3 separate regions of the Homo sapiens genome follow, and regions 2 and 3 are each linked to region 1. Evidence: chromatin loops called from intact Hi-C (ENCODE). Cell type or tissue: GM12878. All regions are shown on one strand. Region 1 overlaps CLEC16A (C-type lectin domain containing 16A). Region 2 overlaps CLEC16A (C-type lectin domain containing 16A). Region 3 overlaps CLEC16A (C-type lectin domain containing 16A).

The links. Hi-C counts contacts between places; a loop is a spot of excess contacts. Peaks named below come from ENCODE experiments on the same cell type or tissue, not always from the same donor. Only the 100,000 strongest peaks of a DNase experiment are listed, where the experiment ranks them.
Region 2: a loop joins it to region 1, with 2.2 times the contacts of the local background. A loop is called at or near these places in 2 of 110 quality-filtered maps.
Region 3: it touches region 1 in a loop (2.1-fold over the local background); 2 of 110 quality-filtered maps call a loop at or near these places.

Annotation. Positions count from the first base shown.
Region 1 is chr16:11,181,283-11,186,282 of GRCh38, forward strand. CLEC16A (C-type lectin domain containing 16A) reads left to right here. Exons shown (of 24, transcript NM_015226.3): 24 at 1-904. Among named protein-coding and RNA genes, the nearest start is that of SOCS1, 72 kb to the right of the region's middle. RefSeq lists enhancers at 342-1,227, 1,228-2,114, 2,080-2,209. In GM12878, a CTCF peak has its summit at 2,007 (motif pointing left); DNase peaks (open chromatin) are centred at 719 and 2,029; H3K27ac peaks cover 3,056 bases.
Region 2 is chr16:11,075,517-11,080,516 of GRCh38, forward strand. All of the region lies in intron 19 of CLEC16A (C-type lectin domain containing 16A), which reads left to right. Among named protein-coding and RNA genes, the nearest start is that of CLEC16A, 130 kb to the left of the region's middle. In GM12878, no CTCF peak of the experiment used is centred here; DNase peaks (open chromatin) are centred at 1,075, 2,695 and 4,233; H3K27ac peaks cover 3,829 bases.
Region 3 is chr16:11,115,868-11,120,867 of GRCh38, forward strand. It overlaps CLEC16A (C-type lectin domain containing 16A), which reads left to right. Exons shown (of 24, transcript NM_015226.3): 20 at 4,748-4,899. Among named protein-coding and RNA genes, the nearest start is that of SOCS1, 140 kb to the right of the region's middle. In GM12878, no CTCF peak of the experiment used is centred here; a DNase peak (open chromatin) is centred at 1,914; H3K27ac peaks cover 1,794 bases.

The DNA of each region.
Region 1 (5,000 bases):
GGCCCCTGGCATCCAGAGGAAGAGCCAGGAGTGTGGGAAGGCCCACAGTGGGGGCTGTGGCTTCTGACACTCAGGTCATAGCCTCAGAGGTCTGAGGTCAGCCCCCACAGACCCATCCGGCCCGCCCCCCAAGTCCCTGCAGAGAGCACTTAGAGTTATGGCCCAGGCCCTGGTCCACCCTTCCCCTGTGCACCTCCGGCTGGGTTTGCCAAGTCAGGGAGCAGGGCTGGCCGCAGGAACTCCCAAACCTTGGCTTTGAATATTGTTGTGGAGGTGTGCTCGTCCCTTTCTGGACGTGCAAGGTACCTGTCCCAGCAGGTCAGATGGGGCCAGCTGAGGCGCTCCCCCAGGCAGGAAGGGCCAGCCTTCACCATCGCGTGGGATTGGGAGGAGGGGCCTCCGTGAGCAGCCCCTCCTCTGCCGCTGTCCCAGCCCAGTCCCTCTCCCGGAGCCTTGGCAGCCTCCCACAACCCAGACACTTGCGTTCACAAGCAACCTAAGGGGCAGGTGAAGAAGCGCAGCCCTGCCAGACGCGCTAGATTCCTCTAAGGTCTCTGAGATGCACCGTTTTTTAAAAAGGCGTGGGGTGAACTGATTTTGATCTTCTTGTCTAGATGCAATAAATAAATCTGAAGCATTTAATGTAGTCATCTTGACATTGGGCCTACACTGTACGAGTTCCTTATGTTTCCTTGAGCTAAAAATATGTAAATAATTTTTGTCCCAGTGAGAACCGAGGGTTAGAAAACCTCGATGCCTCTGAGCCTCGGGACCGCTCTAGGGAAGTACCTGCTTTCGCCAGCATGACTCATGCTTCGTGGGTACTGAACACGAGGGTGGAAATGAAAACTGGAACTTCCTTGTAAATTTAAACTTGGCAATAAAAGAGAAAAAAAGTTACCAAGAATGTAGCGTGCTGCTCCTGGGGGCTGTGGCAGGAGGCCGTGGCCTGGCACAGGGGAAGGTTCCCAGCCAATGACCCCTCATCCCGGCGCAGCTGCTTGGCAGGGGTGTGGTGGCTGGAGCCCCTCCCTCTCCCTCCTCCCCGCACCAGGTTCCCTCCCATCCCCAGGTTCCTAAGAGGTTGTCGGGGCTCATACAACCCGGGAATAACTGCTAAGGGGCAGTTGGCACCATCAGGAAATGTCCCCGCCCTACCCCTGCCGGGTACAGGGAGCGTGGTCCACATTCTGCATCTTTTCCCTGTTGGGCAGGTGGCTGCCCATCCAAGCCTCAGGCTCTGCATCTGTGGATTTGGACAGCCAAGCCCTACCTCGCAGGACAAGCGTAGCGAGCAGCGTCATTGTTGCCAGGCTGGGCCGAGGGAAGCAGGAAGGCTCCCCACCGAGGACAGAGGTGAAGTGCGGGGGTGGACATGACTCGGAAACACCAACGTCCACCAGCGTGAAACCCTGAAATCCCTGGAAACAGGATCACAGGTTCTCAAAATCTCACCATCCAGCTTAAACCCTACCCAGAAATGGCAGGGAACTTCTGGGTCTTGAGAGGATAACCAAGTTGAGTCGAGAAAGAATGAACAAGGGACCCCCTTCCCCCACCGCATGCCAAGGGTTGGGGTTATGCCAACAGAAGGAGGAAGCCACTGCCCAGGGCAGAGCTGCCCTCCCATGCCCCCGCCTCACCCGGGTCTCAGGCCTCGTGGGCATTTACATGTCTGAGACCCGCTGGGTGACAGCTCCTCCCTCCTTGCATTCCCAGCCCAGGTTCAAACCCAGGGGTCGCCTGGGGCTGGTTGAGAGGCTGGGGCCACTTCTCTGGTGCCCCCAGAGCATGTCTGTATATCCCCTGCTCTGCGGTTGGAAGTGGCCTGCGTATACCGGCTGCTGTCAGTGTTTTCCCCAGGGCCTCGGGAGGGTTCCCCTCGGTAGCCATGAAGCGAAGCCTCGCAGGGTCCAGTGATTATGCCCAACAGGCCCAGAGCGTCCTGACTCTAGCCGGAGGGCGGGGCCAGCAAGGGCAGGTGGTAGTGACCTGCCTGCGGGTGACCTCTAGGGGAAGACCGATTGCCGGCCAGCCAGCTGCTGGAAACCCCCTTCCCCCACGTCCTACTGCTCTGTGGCACTTCATGGCGTTGGGAAAAAACCCTTAACGTCTAAAGAGCTTTTCTCCAAAGGAAAGTTGGTTCTGAATCACCCATGGGGTGAAGGGGCTTCCTGGGGATTCACTTAAGGCTGCCCGATGGGCAGTGTGAAGCTTCCCTTCCCTCCACAGGCCCCGGGGCTGCTGGCCCTGCTCCAGCCCTGGGTCTACCTGCCCCACTTAGAGACCAGCCACCTGGGCTCCCAGGCCGTGCGCCTGCCTTGGGGCCCAGCCTGCTCTGCAGGTCCCTGCAGTCCTGACACTGCCTGGCTCAGTCTGACTTCCTCCCAGAGGGCAGCACGTGCCCCCTGAACACATGCCTGCCGCCTGCCTGTCACCTCCACTGACGCTTCCTTGCCCTTTTTTTTTTTTTTTTTTTTTTGAGACGGGGTCTTGCTATGTTGCTCAGGCCGGAGTGCACTGGTGTGGTCCCAGCTCGCTGCAGCCTACATCTCCCAGACTCAAGCAAACCTCCCAACTCAGTCTCCTGAGTAGCTGGGCCTACAGGCAAGTGCCACCACACCTGGCTTTGCTTCCTTGACTCTTGGTTTGCCCTTTAAATTCAATTTTTTTAAGAGGAAGACTTTTCGCTGGAAACAGAAAACCAGCACCACTGCAGCATTCATTTCCTAGGGCCGCCATGACAAATGATCACAAACAGGGCAGCTTAAAACAGTAGATATTTACTCTCCCACAGTTCTGCAGGCCAGTCTAAAATCAAGTTGCCAGCAGGGCTGCTCCTCCTGGAGGCTTAGAGGGAGAAGCTGCCTCCTGCCTCTCTCCCAGCTCCGGTGGCTCCGGCACTTGGCGTTCCTCGCCCCATGAGTGAATCACTCCAGTCCCTGCCTCTCCCCACAGCACCTTCTTCCCCGTGTCTGTGTCAAATCCCCCTCTCCTTTCTCTTGAAAGGACAGCAGTCATTGGATTTAGGGCCCGCCCTGATCGACGGTGGTCTTAACTCAAGATCCTTCATTTCCTCTGCAAAAACCCTATTTCCAAATAACGTCACATTCACAGGGACCAGATTCAGGACATGGACACCTTTTTAGAAGGGCTCACCATTCAACCCATTACCCTTGCCAGAAATTAAAGATATAAAAACAAATGCAGCACAAGCAAATCCATATCATTAAATTTTTAGCCAGGTCCTAGCACCTGCCACAGGCTCTGGGCCCAGCCTTGCCTGTGCCATTAATAGGGGAGGCCTATTGGCGCCTAACCAAGATTTTCTCAGTGATAGGATCAGAAGAGCTAAAACGCCGGGCATGGTGGCTCATGCCTATAACCCCAGCACTTTGGGAGGCTAAGGTGGGCAGATCACTTGAAGTCAGGAGTTCGACACCAGCCTGGCCAACACGGTGAAACCCCGTCTCTACTAAAAATACAAAAATTAACCAGGCCTGTGGTCCCAGCTACTCAGGAGGCTGAAACAGGAAAATCGCTTGAACCCAGGAGGTGGAGGTTGCAGTGAGCTGAGATTGCACCATTGCACACCAGCTTGGGCAACAGAGTGAGACCCTGTCTCAAAAAAAAAAAAAAAAAAAATGCTGACAGAAGAAAAGAACCAGCTCACTCTGGGACTAGGGTATTTAAGTCTGAGTCCTTGTACCCCTAAATGTCATCCCAGATCAGAGATGCCACTATGACACACACATATCACAGTGTGTTGCGAACTGTGGAATTCTTTTTTTTTTTTTTTTGGAGACAGGGTCAAGCTCTGTCACCAAGGCTGGAGAGCAGTGGGGCGGTCATAGTTTACTGCAGCTTCAACCTCCTGGACTCAGACGATCCTCCTTCCTCAGCCTCCCAGAGAGCTGGGACCACAGGCACATGCTGCCGCTCCTGGTTAATTTATTAATTTTTTCATTGCGAGAAGGTCTCACTTGTGCAGGCTGATCTCAAACTTCTAGGCTCAAACAGTCCTCCTGCCTCAGCCTCCCAAAGCACTAAGACAAGAGGCGTGAGTCACAGCGCCCAGCCTTGCAATTCTTATTTCAGTTCTCCCTCTCCAATAGACTCACCCACAGGCAACGACTGTGTTTTATTTTCACCTGTTCTGTGGGAGCTGGGTGCAGGCTCTGGCCCATGAGCTCTCTGTGCATGTATGTTGGATGGATGGATGGACTGATGGATGGAGTCATTCTTGGATACAGTTCCAGATTCTTAAAGCCTGAATTCCATTCAGTTCTCCATGCCCATGGCCCTAACTTTCAGCCTCTCCCTATGTGTGCTCACTCTGGTGTCTTCCAGGCCTTACCAGGGCCAGCCAAAGATCTTCAGGAGAATTTGCCCGGGCCAGGTTGCCAAGGGTAGGAGTGTTTGAGGGCTTTCCTCTGCCACCATCAGAAATTCTGTGTCCCCCAACCCTCCACAGGTATCTGAGCTGAGACCGAGCTGCTGCTGGTATCTCAGTGATGAGCGAGACCTCAAGCAGGGTGGAGTAGGTGGCAGTGCAGGCTTTGGAGTTGCTGACGAGGTTCAAGTCCCTGCACCAATGCTCCCCATCCCTGTGGCCTTGAGTACATGGTGAAACCGCATGAGGCTCAATTTCCTCATCTGTAAAATGGGAACCTTTCTGGCAGTGTCCTTGCTTGTGTAGATGAAGTGGGGGCAGGTAAATCAAGCACCTGTACCCAGCCTGGCACATGCAATTTCAGCCAGGGGGTCTCACCAGCGGCCCAGCCAGAAAAACAGGCTTCAGCCCAGGCCCAGGCCCCCTCAGTTACATGTACCCCCTGAGGTACAAAGCCAGCACCTGTGGGGTACAGCTGAGCCCTGGAATTTTTTAAGGTCCCCAGCTGATCCTCAGAGGCAGCTGTGATGATTCAGTTTATGTGTCAGCCTGACTGGGCTAAGGGGTGCCCAGATAGCGGCATGACATGATTTCCAAGTGTGACTGG
Region 2 (5,000 bases), 110 kb before region 1:
CCTTGAACCCCGGGGGCTCAAGGGCTCCTCCCACCTTAGCCTCTAGAGTAGCTGGGACCACAGGCATGTGCTACCATGTCCAGCTAATTTTTAAATGTTTTATAGAGATGGAGTCTTGCTATGTTGCCCTGGCTGGTCTCAAACTCCTGGGCTCAAGCGGTCCTCTTGCCTCAGCCTCCCAAAGTGCTGGGATTACAGGTGTGAGCCCCTGCGCCTGGCCTTGGCATGTTTTTTGACCAGGGGGAGGATGAGGTGCTTGGGAGGATGAGATGTCAGGAGGATGAGACGCTGCCTATCAGTGTTTAGCACTGTGCCTGGCGTCTTGATAGAGCCCAGTTGACGAGGGCTGGCAAAGAAGCTGGTTTTTGGGTTTCTCATCCAAACCCCACTACTCCTCTGTCAAGAAATGATCACTCTAGTTATTCAGCCAAACCTTGGAATATCCTTGTTTCTTCTCATCCCTGTGACCAAGCTCTTAGCAAATCCTGCCAGCTTAAGCATCACATAGATAGAGAACCCAGCTCCGTCTCACTGCCTTTAGCTCCCCTGCAGCTGGTGGGGATTCTAGAAAACTGGGACTAGGGGGTCAGCTTCCTCCTCTGCCCTTTCCACACCAACAGCCAGTAGAATCCTTTTAAATAGACGTCAGACCCTTCAGTGGTCCTGGCTTCCCATTGTGGTGTCAGCTCACTGTGCCATGTGTGCCCCCCATCTGCTCCTCACTGTGCTAGCCCAGTCATACGGAGCTCAAGAGATTTCCCCCTTGGGCCACCGGCTTCAGGGTGCCCCAAAACCCCCACTCTGCCCCACAGGGCTGCCAAAGCCAGCCTCCTTGACAACATCTGGCTGACGGGGAGGGGAGGGCAGTAAGAGCCGCCACAGAAAACAGGAATTCATGGGGGGAGTGGGGTTGAGGATTAACGTTGAGTTTCAAGACATCCCTCGCTCCAGCCCACTCTGTGAGCTGTCTGGGGCTCCGCCTACACACAGCTCCTCACCCTGAAGCTGCTGGGTTCCCCTGCATCACACGCCCACCTTCCCCAGTGAACCCAGCCACCAGATTTGACACAGGATCCGGTGATTGCTCAGGCCTCAGGAGGGGAGGGTTGCCTTCTGGCCCTGATATCTGATCAACCACAGAACACCCAAAACAAATCTCTGAACCAGTGACAGACAGCGCGACCTTTAAGGAAGGTGTAAGTCAGGAGAAGGCCATCTCTCCTATACATCACCTCTCCCAGCCCAGGAAGCTGGCCTGCCAATTGCCCCAGAGTCTGGCCCAGCCACTGACCAGGTCCACCCTGCCCTCAGCCAATGCACACTCTCCAGCCCACCCCAGGGCCTGCTGGGGAGATCAGGAATCGAAGAATGGAGCAGCACTTCCTCCCACCCTCTTGTAGGAGGGAGATGGGTTCTATTCAGATTAGGCAGAAACGCTGAAAAGTATTGTGACCTTGAATCCTAAATCCCCGTTAAAGTTGAGGCTTAGGAAGCACCTGAAATCACAAGGACTGATCATTAGAATCTATTTAAAAACAAAGAGCAGGGCCGGGCACAGTGGCTTAGGCCTGTAATCCCAGGACTTTGGGAGGCTGAGGCGGGAGGATCACTTGAGCCTAGGAGTTCAAGACCAGCCGAGGCAACATGGAGAGACCTTTTCTCTACTAAAAAGGTCGGGCGTGGTGGCTCATTCCTGTAATCCCAGCACTTTGGGAGGCTGAGGCGAGCGGATTGCCTGAAGTCAGGAGTTGGAGACCAATCTGATTGACATGGTGAAACCCTGTCTCTCCTAAAAATACAAAAAAATTAGCCGGATGTGGTGGCATGCGCCTGTAATCCCAGTTACACCGGAGACTGAGGCAGGGGAATTGCTTGAACCAGGGAGGTGGAGGTTACAGTGAGCCAAGATTGTGCCACTGCACTCCAGCCTGGGTGACAGAGTGAGACTCTGTCTCAAAAAAAAAAAAAAAAAAGAAAGAAAAGAAAAAACATTAGCCAGGCGTAGTGGCGTGTGCCTGTAGTTTCAGCTACTTGGGAGGTTGAGGCGGGAGGATCACTTGAAACCTGGGGAGATTGAGGCTGTAGTGAGCTGTGATCGAGCCACTGCACTTCAGCCTAGGGGACAACGTGAGACCCTGTCAAAAACAAAAAGAGCAAAATCCTGATTTAAGACTTAAGAACTCTGGTGGAGGGTGTGAGGGGTCTCTGTATTGCTGGTGACCAGCACAATGCGTGGTGCTGCAGGCGGCCTGGACAGATTTTTCAAATGAATGTCAAATGTTGTTCATACTTCTAAACTTTTAAGAAATGTACAGAATATGGCTAGGCGCGGTGGCTCATGCCGGTAATCCCAGCACTTTGGGAGGCTGAGGCAGGCGGATCACTTGAGGCTAGGAGTTATGACTAGCCTGGCCAACATGGTGAAACTCCATCTCTACAAAAAAAAACGTGTGTGTGTGTGTGTGTGTGTGTGTGTGTGTGTGTGTGTGTGTGTTTAGAGAAATGTACAGAATACTGAGCTTGGGACATGTAAAAGCATAAATTTTCATTTTTACTTTGACCTGCCTGAAAATAGAAGTGAAAATGTGTTTGCCACAGGGGAACCGCTCTAGGGGCATCTGATTTGCTCCTAGGCCAGGCCAGGACAGAGCTGTGACCAAGCGTGAGGGTGGGTGGTGCGAAGGCCCTGTGGTTTCTGGCCCAGCAGGACTTTGAAAACAATCTGTACCCAGACCTCACTCCAGAAGGTTCTGAGTCACTGGCTCCGGGGTGGGGCCCTGACATCTATATTTTCAAATGCTCCCTAAAGGATTCCATTGCATAGCCAGTGTTGAGAACCATGGGATTAGACAGAGTGAGGAATGTTCTGGAACTCAGCACTCAGTGTCTGCTTTGCTGCTTTCCATGAATTCTAGTTCCCTCTAGGAACTCTCCTTGCCCACCTGCTAATCAGCCAGAGGCCATCAGGAAGGCTGGCTTTGGTAGCATGGTACAGCAGTCACATCTCTCTAAGTTCCAAAGTCAGTTTCTCAGGTGGAAACCACCTGCCGTCCCAGTCACCCTCACAGATCCCTCATGGGTGAATGACATTTCTCAATGAGGAGTGGGTCCGGCACAGCCAGTCTGAACTGCAGGGCTGCAGTAGACCCCGTCGTTGAGCAGGTTTTAGAGGAAGAGGTTGGCCATGTCAGATGAAATCCTGGTTTCTTTACCAGGGAGAATCATGCTGGGCACTTTGAGGGGCGCTCAAGGGATAGGCAGGAAGAGCCAAGCCCATGAGGGAGGCAGATTCCCATCTGCCCCTAAGGTTCCCTCATGGGTCTGGCAGCCCGAGAGGCCTGTGGTATTTAAGCTGTTTACGCTTCTCTCCCTCTCCTCTCCACTTTCCTGCATCCGTGTAGTTGAGTTTGTGGAAGTTAAGCTTGCATACAGTGTGCCTCTACCTGACTTGAAGACAAATCACTTGCCCTCTCGAGCCTTGGGCACCTGTCTTGAGAGGAAGGGCCTGCGTAATAGGTTGGGCCTCCTGGATGCTCCCCAGCCCTGCAGCCCTGCAGCCCCACACACAGCTACATGTGTGCTCAGAAGGTAGCTGAACCCATTCTGTGCTTGGCCTTGTGTATAATCACTTGCATGGGCTAGGCAGGAGATTCCCTTGCAGAACTTGAAACTCCCTGCAGCACTGAAACTCCAGCCATCCCTATCTCTTGTGGTTGTTCTGAACCAGTGCCAGTCTTGGAAATGGCCTGTTTTGTTTCAGGCAGTCATAAAAATGCCTTAGGAGTAGAGACTGTCCAGGCCAGAGTCAGCCAGCCAGACCATGGAGGCTCAGAAGTTGTTGGGGCTGAGCTGGCCTCCCCCAGTCCTCACAACTTTTTAGTCATTTGCTAATAATTAAGAGCCAAAAGTTCTCATCCCATCTTCCCTCCAGCCTTTGGACTGACTGGGATGCCACCATTTTTTATACAAGGTTCAAGGTGAGATAGACTTTCTTTCCTTTTCCTTCCAAATTCTCATGTAGAAAAGCCGCATGCAACTTCCTGGTTTTTCAACTTGGCACATCCACATTATCTTTTTGCATTTATCTTTTTTTTACTACCTATACCCTGGCCTTTGAATTTTATAATACACTTTGCATTTTTCTAAATGCAGTTGGGGTTTTCCAGAGCTGTGCAAAGCCAGGAAATATGCATGTCATTTAAATGACTCCGGTTAACCTTTAGCCTTTAACTGGTTTCTCATAAAACTCGACTCTCTCCCAGCTATGGTTTGCATTCTTCAGAGCAGCAAAACTGATGAACATCTACAGCTTTCACTGTTCCCTGCTGGGCCCCCTTCCCTTTGCTGCCTCCAGTCTGATGAGCCATGCTGGCAGACTCTGGGAAATGTGAGTCCCAAGCAGTGTCTAGCAGAAGGTTCCAGACTAGATTGATGCAGCCCCTGTTGCCACTTCCTGAGGTCTCCCAGGGCCCCTGGCTTCAGCGGCTTCCCTTCCTATCATGGCATCTTGTTCCTATCATAGCACAGTAACCATAATAGATCCCATCTGTTTCCCACCAGAAACACAAGATCCAGACTGCAGATTGCACACTTGACTGTAGACAGGGACTCTGAGTGTTTCCTCACCCACTCCCGTGCGCGTCCATCCATCATTTGCTGAATGGTAGGCACTGTGCTAGCCACCAGAAACACAAGGACAGGACAGAGCCCTCCTCCCTTCAGGCATCTAGCACAGTGATGCACTTCAGCAGGTGGGTGCAGGTGCTCTGCTGGAAACTGCAGGATCAAGAAGAATACAGAGTAGTTGGGCCCTTGCTGGGGGTGGGTGGGTAAACAGGGACAAGAATTGCTTCTGGGCGTCCGAGCCTTTGAGCCAAGGGTTGTTCTGAGCCAGTGTGAAGCAGCAGACAACCTGGGGAAGGGCCTTCCAGGCAGAGGGGGCATCTGCAGTGAAGACACACAGGTATGTTTGGCTACCAGGTCAGTAGCCCGTGTCTGGA
Region 3 (5,000 bases), 65 kb before region 1:
TATATTAAAACATATATATTATAAATTTTTTTAAAGACAAGGTCTCACTATGTTGCCCAGGATGAACTCTTGGGCTCAAGCAATCCTCCCACCTTGGCCTCCCATAGTGCTGAGATTACAGGCATGAGCCACCGTGCCCAGCCCTAAAATATGTTTTTTAAAAAATATTTTCAAATACCCGGCTGGACTGTTGGGAAAGGAAAGAAGGTTCTTGCTGTAGATAATAAGAAAGCACAACTGGGCCAGATGTGGTAGCTCATGCCTCTAATCCCAGCACTTTGGGAGGTCAAGGCAGGCGGATCACTTGAGGCCAGGAGTTTGAGACCAGCCTGGCCAACATGGTGAAACCCTGTCTCTACTAAAAATAAAAAAAAAAAAATAGCCAGGCGTGGTGGTGTTTGCCTATAATCCTAGCTATTAGGGAGGCTGAGGCAGGAGGATCACTTGAACCCAGGAGGCAGAGGTTGCAGTGAGCTGAGATTGTGCCACTGTACTCCAGCCTGTGCAACAGAGCAAGACTGTCTAAAAGAAAAAGAAAAGAAAAAAAAAGGTACAAATTCAGTAAAGCCTATCTGGAGCTGGGATTTGCTGTGGGGGTACCTGGCTGACTTCGGGGGTCATGTGCTGGAGAGAATAGAGGGAAACACGAGGCCTGTAAAGACCGAGAGGACCAACTGGGTGACATCCACATGAAACCAGAATCTCAGACAGGTTACACTGTCGGAGGATTGAACCGAGGCATATGTTGCTGGGGGTTACCCGAGAAAGGAAAGAGAAATTTACCTGTGCTTTTAGATCAGGATGAAAACTGAAAAAGGAGAGGGGGGAAATCCTTGGAGAATGCATGAGCCCAGTTTGTTATCGTGTGCTTTGGCCAAAATTGATACCACCCATGTTACCCTTCTCCTCCCCTAATAAAGTTGAGCCAAATATCTGGTTAATGTGCTCCCAACAGAACCTATTGGGGTGATGGAAGTATTCCACAACTGGGATGTGGTAATACATAGCCATAAATATACTAAAACTCAGCACTATTCAAAATAGTAGACTCATGGAGTCAACCCAGGTGCCCATCAATGGTGGACTGAATGAAGAAAATGTAGTACGTATACACTATGGAATACTGTGTACAGCCATAAAAAAGAACTAAGTCGTGTCCTTTGAAGCAACATGGATGCAGCTGGCAGCCTAAGTGAATTGATGTGGGAACAGAAAACCAAATACCGCATGTTCTTACTTATAAGTGGGAGCTCAACATTGGATACTCATGGACATAAAGATGGCAGCGATAGACACTGTGTACTGCCAAAGGCAGGGGGGTGACAGGGGTTGAAAAACTGTTGGGTACTATGCTCAAAAAAAGAAAAAAATTACTAAAACTCAAACCGTATACTTAAAATAGGTAAACTGTATACTTAAAATAGGTGAACTTTATGGCGTGTAAATTATACTTTAATAAAACTATGAAGAAACAACAAAACATCTCACCTACCCTCTTCTAATCAGAGGCTTCTGTTAATGTTTTGGCACATTTTCTCTGTACTAGTATTTCTTTGTAGGGATAGTTTTTTTTAAAACATACAAAACTCTTGGTAATAACATTTTTATCATCTTTCATTTAAAATTATAATGTTTTCCACAGTCATTGCAATTATTTGTAAAACATGATTTTTAACTTGGGCTTATTATATGTGTTCGAAAGTATGTCTTGAATACTTTTCTCATTTTAAAATAATGTCCCAGTAGAGTGGGACATAGAATAAAAATGAAAGTTCTCCCCTTAATACTTCTCCCACACACACACACTCCTACCCCCAATTCTCACTTCACTCCTCATGGGTAACCACTGTCCACAGTTCGGTTAAACAATTTTTAAATGGGTATATAATTTTGCATCTGGTGGGAAAAAATTGCACTCAAATAGTTCTCCTGTTTGGGGACATTTAGGTTGTTTCCGGACTGAGCTCTCTTGTTTAAAACATAAGTGGCAGAGGATTGCATACAGCGGTAGACCATAGATCTAATGGTCCTATGTTACCCTGGTGATTTCCAAGTCAAGGGTAGACATTAAATTAGACATTGAATTTGGGGATAACTTTCTTTTTCTTTTCTTTTCTTTTTTTTTAGACAGGGTCTCGCTTTTGTCACCTAGGCTACAGTGCAGTGGTACACTCATGGCTCACTGCAGCCTCTACCTCCTGGGCTCAAGCAGTCCTCCCGCATCAGCCTCCTAAGTAGCTGTGAGGCTAATTTTTTTTCTGCTTTTTGTAGAGACAGGGTCTCACTATGTTGCCCAGGCTGGTCTTGAACTCCTGGGCTCAAGCATTCCACCCACCTTGGCCTCCCAAACTGTTGGGATTACAGGCACAAACCACTGCACCCAGCTGGGGACAACTTTCAAGTAAGAGAAGGAACCTAGCATATGCAGAGGACTCCTATGCACAAGACCCCATGCTTTTCCCGCCTTTTCTCATTTAACGCACCAAACAATTCAAGATAAGGGACGTTAATTCTCATTTTACAAATGGGAAAACTGGTTCTGAAGGGCCAAGTGCTGTACACATCCAATGCCCATCCATGTACAACATCCACTGCAGGGCTTGGCTTTAAATTGTCATACCCTGAGTTGAGGGCTTGGTGATTCTGTCATGGCTCAGGGGACTCTTGCTTTACTGTCTTTACTTAATTAGGTGAACTCAGTTTAACCATCACAACTGTAAACTGCCATTAGTCTTTAAAGAAGCACTGAAATGTTACTGAGGTTCTTGGTTTAAGTAAGTTCCATTTGTCTATTTTTGGCTTTGTTGCCTGTGCTTTTGAGGTCTTAGTCATACATTCTTTGCATAGACCAATGTCCAGAGAGTTTTCCCCAGATTTTCTTCTAGGATTTTTATAGTTCTGGGTCTTACATTTAAGTCTTTAATCTATCTTGAGTTGGTTTTTGTATACAGTGAGAAAGAGGGGTCCAGTTTCATTCTTCTGCGTATGGCTGTCCGGTTTTCTCAGCACCATTTATTGAAGATGGTGTTCTTTCCCCAGCGTATGTTCTTATCAGTTTCATTGAAGATCACTTGACTGTAAATATGTGGCTTTATTTCTGGGCTCTCTATTCTGTTCTGTTGGTCCATGTGTTTTTCTTTTTGTTATTTTTTGAGACAAGGTCTTATTCTGTCACCCAGGCTGAAGTGCTGTGGTGCGATCTTGGCTCACTGCAACTTCGCCTCTCAGGTTCAAGCGATTCTCCACCTCAGCCTCCCGAGTAGCTGGGACTACAGGCACACACCACCACGCTCAGCTAATTTTTTTTATTTTTTGGTAGAGACAGTGTTTCACCATGTTGGCCAAGTTGGCCTTGTAAGTCGTGACGTCAAGTGATCTGCCCACCTCGGCCTCCCAGAGTGCTGGAATTACAGGCATGAGCCACAGCACCCAGCCTATATGTCTATTTTTATACCAGTACCATGCTGTGTTGGTTATTACAGCCTTGTAATTTGAAGTCAGGTAGTGTGATGCTTCCAGCTTTGCTCTTTTTTTGTTTGTTTTGAGACCAGGTCTCTGTCATCCAGGCTGGAGTGCAGTGGCATGATCATGGCTCATTGCAGCCTTGAACCACCCTGGGCTCAAGCCATCCTCCCACCTGAGCCTCCTGAGTGGCTGAGACTACAGGTGTGGGCCACCACACTCAACTAATTTTTTGCATTTTTTGTAGAGATGGGGTTTTGCCGTGTTGCCCAGGCTAGTCTCCAACTCCTGAGCTGAAGCGATCCTCCCTCCTCGGACTCCCAAAGTGCTGGAATTACAGGTGTGAGCCATCACACCTGGCCTAGCTTTGCTCTTTTTGCTCAGGTGTGCTCTGGCTCTTTGGGCTCTTTTTTGGTGCCATATGAATTTTAGGATTTTTTTTCTAATACTGTGAAAAATGATGTTGGTATTTTGATAGGAATTGCATTGAATGTGTAGCTCGCCTTGGGTAGCATGGTCACTTTAACGATATCATTTCTTCTGATCCATGAGCGTTGGATGTTTCTCCATTTGTTTGTGTCATCTTCAGTTTCTTTCTTGGATTGCTGATTGTTTTGTTGTTTTGTTTTGTGTTGTGTTGTTTTGTTTTGTTTTGTTTGAGACGGAGTTTTGCTCTTATTGCCCAGGTTGGAGTGCAGAGCGCGATCTTGGCTCACTGCAACCTCCACCTCCCAGATACAAGCAATTCTCCTGCCTCAGCCTCCCAAGTAGCTGGGATTACAGGTGCCCACCACCACACCCAGCTAATCTTTTGTAGTTTTAGTAGAGACAGGATTTCACCATGTTGGCCAGTCTGGTCTCGAACTCTTCACCCCAGGTGATCCACCTGCCTTGGCCTCCCAAAGTGCTGGGATTGCAGGCGTGAGCCACGGCACCCAGCCATGCTGGTTGTTTTTAAGCTACGGCTTGAGCACCTAACATGCAGTAAACATTGGACAGATGCTTTATGTACTTTATATGCTTTATATCAGTCCTAACTAGTAGCAGTTTGAGGGAGTGTGCATTCTCTTTATTATCCAGATGAGGGATCTGAGGTCCAGAGAGGAAAAGAAACTTTCCCGGCATAACTGTCAGAGAAGGGACTCAGACCTAGGTCTGTGTGACTCTAGGCCTGGGCTCTAACCACTGAGCTCTGCTCCTGATAGAATGAGAGTCAGCTTTGGTGTCTCCATCACCCTGGGCAGCCAGACTGTGCCTCATTCTCTTCTCACCTTCCTCCTCCCAGATAACAGCGACTTGATTGCATGTACAGTGATCACCAAGGATGGCGGCATGGTCCAGCGATTCCTGGCTGTGGATATTTACCAGATGAGTTTGGTGGAGCCTGATGTGTCCAGGCTTGGCTGGGGAGTGGTCAAGTTTGCAGGCCTATTGCAGGTAAGATGGCCAGGAGCTCTGGGATCTGTTCTCAGTTGGCTACAAACACACACACACACACACACACACACACCACACACAATTGTCATCTTTATCATTAA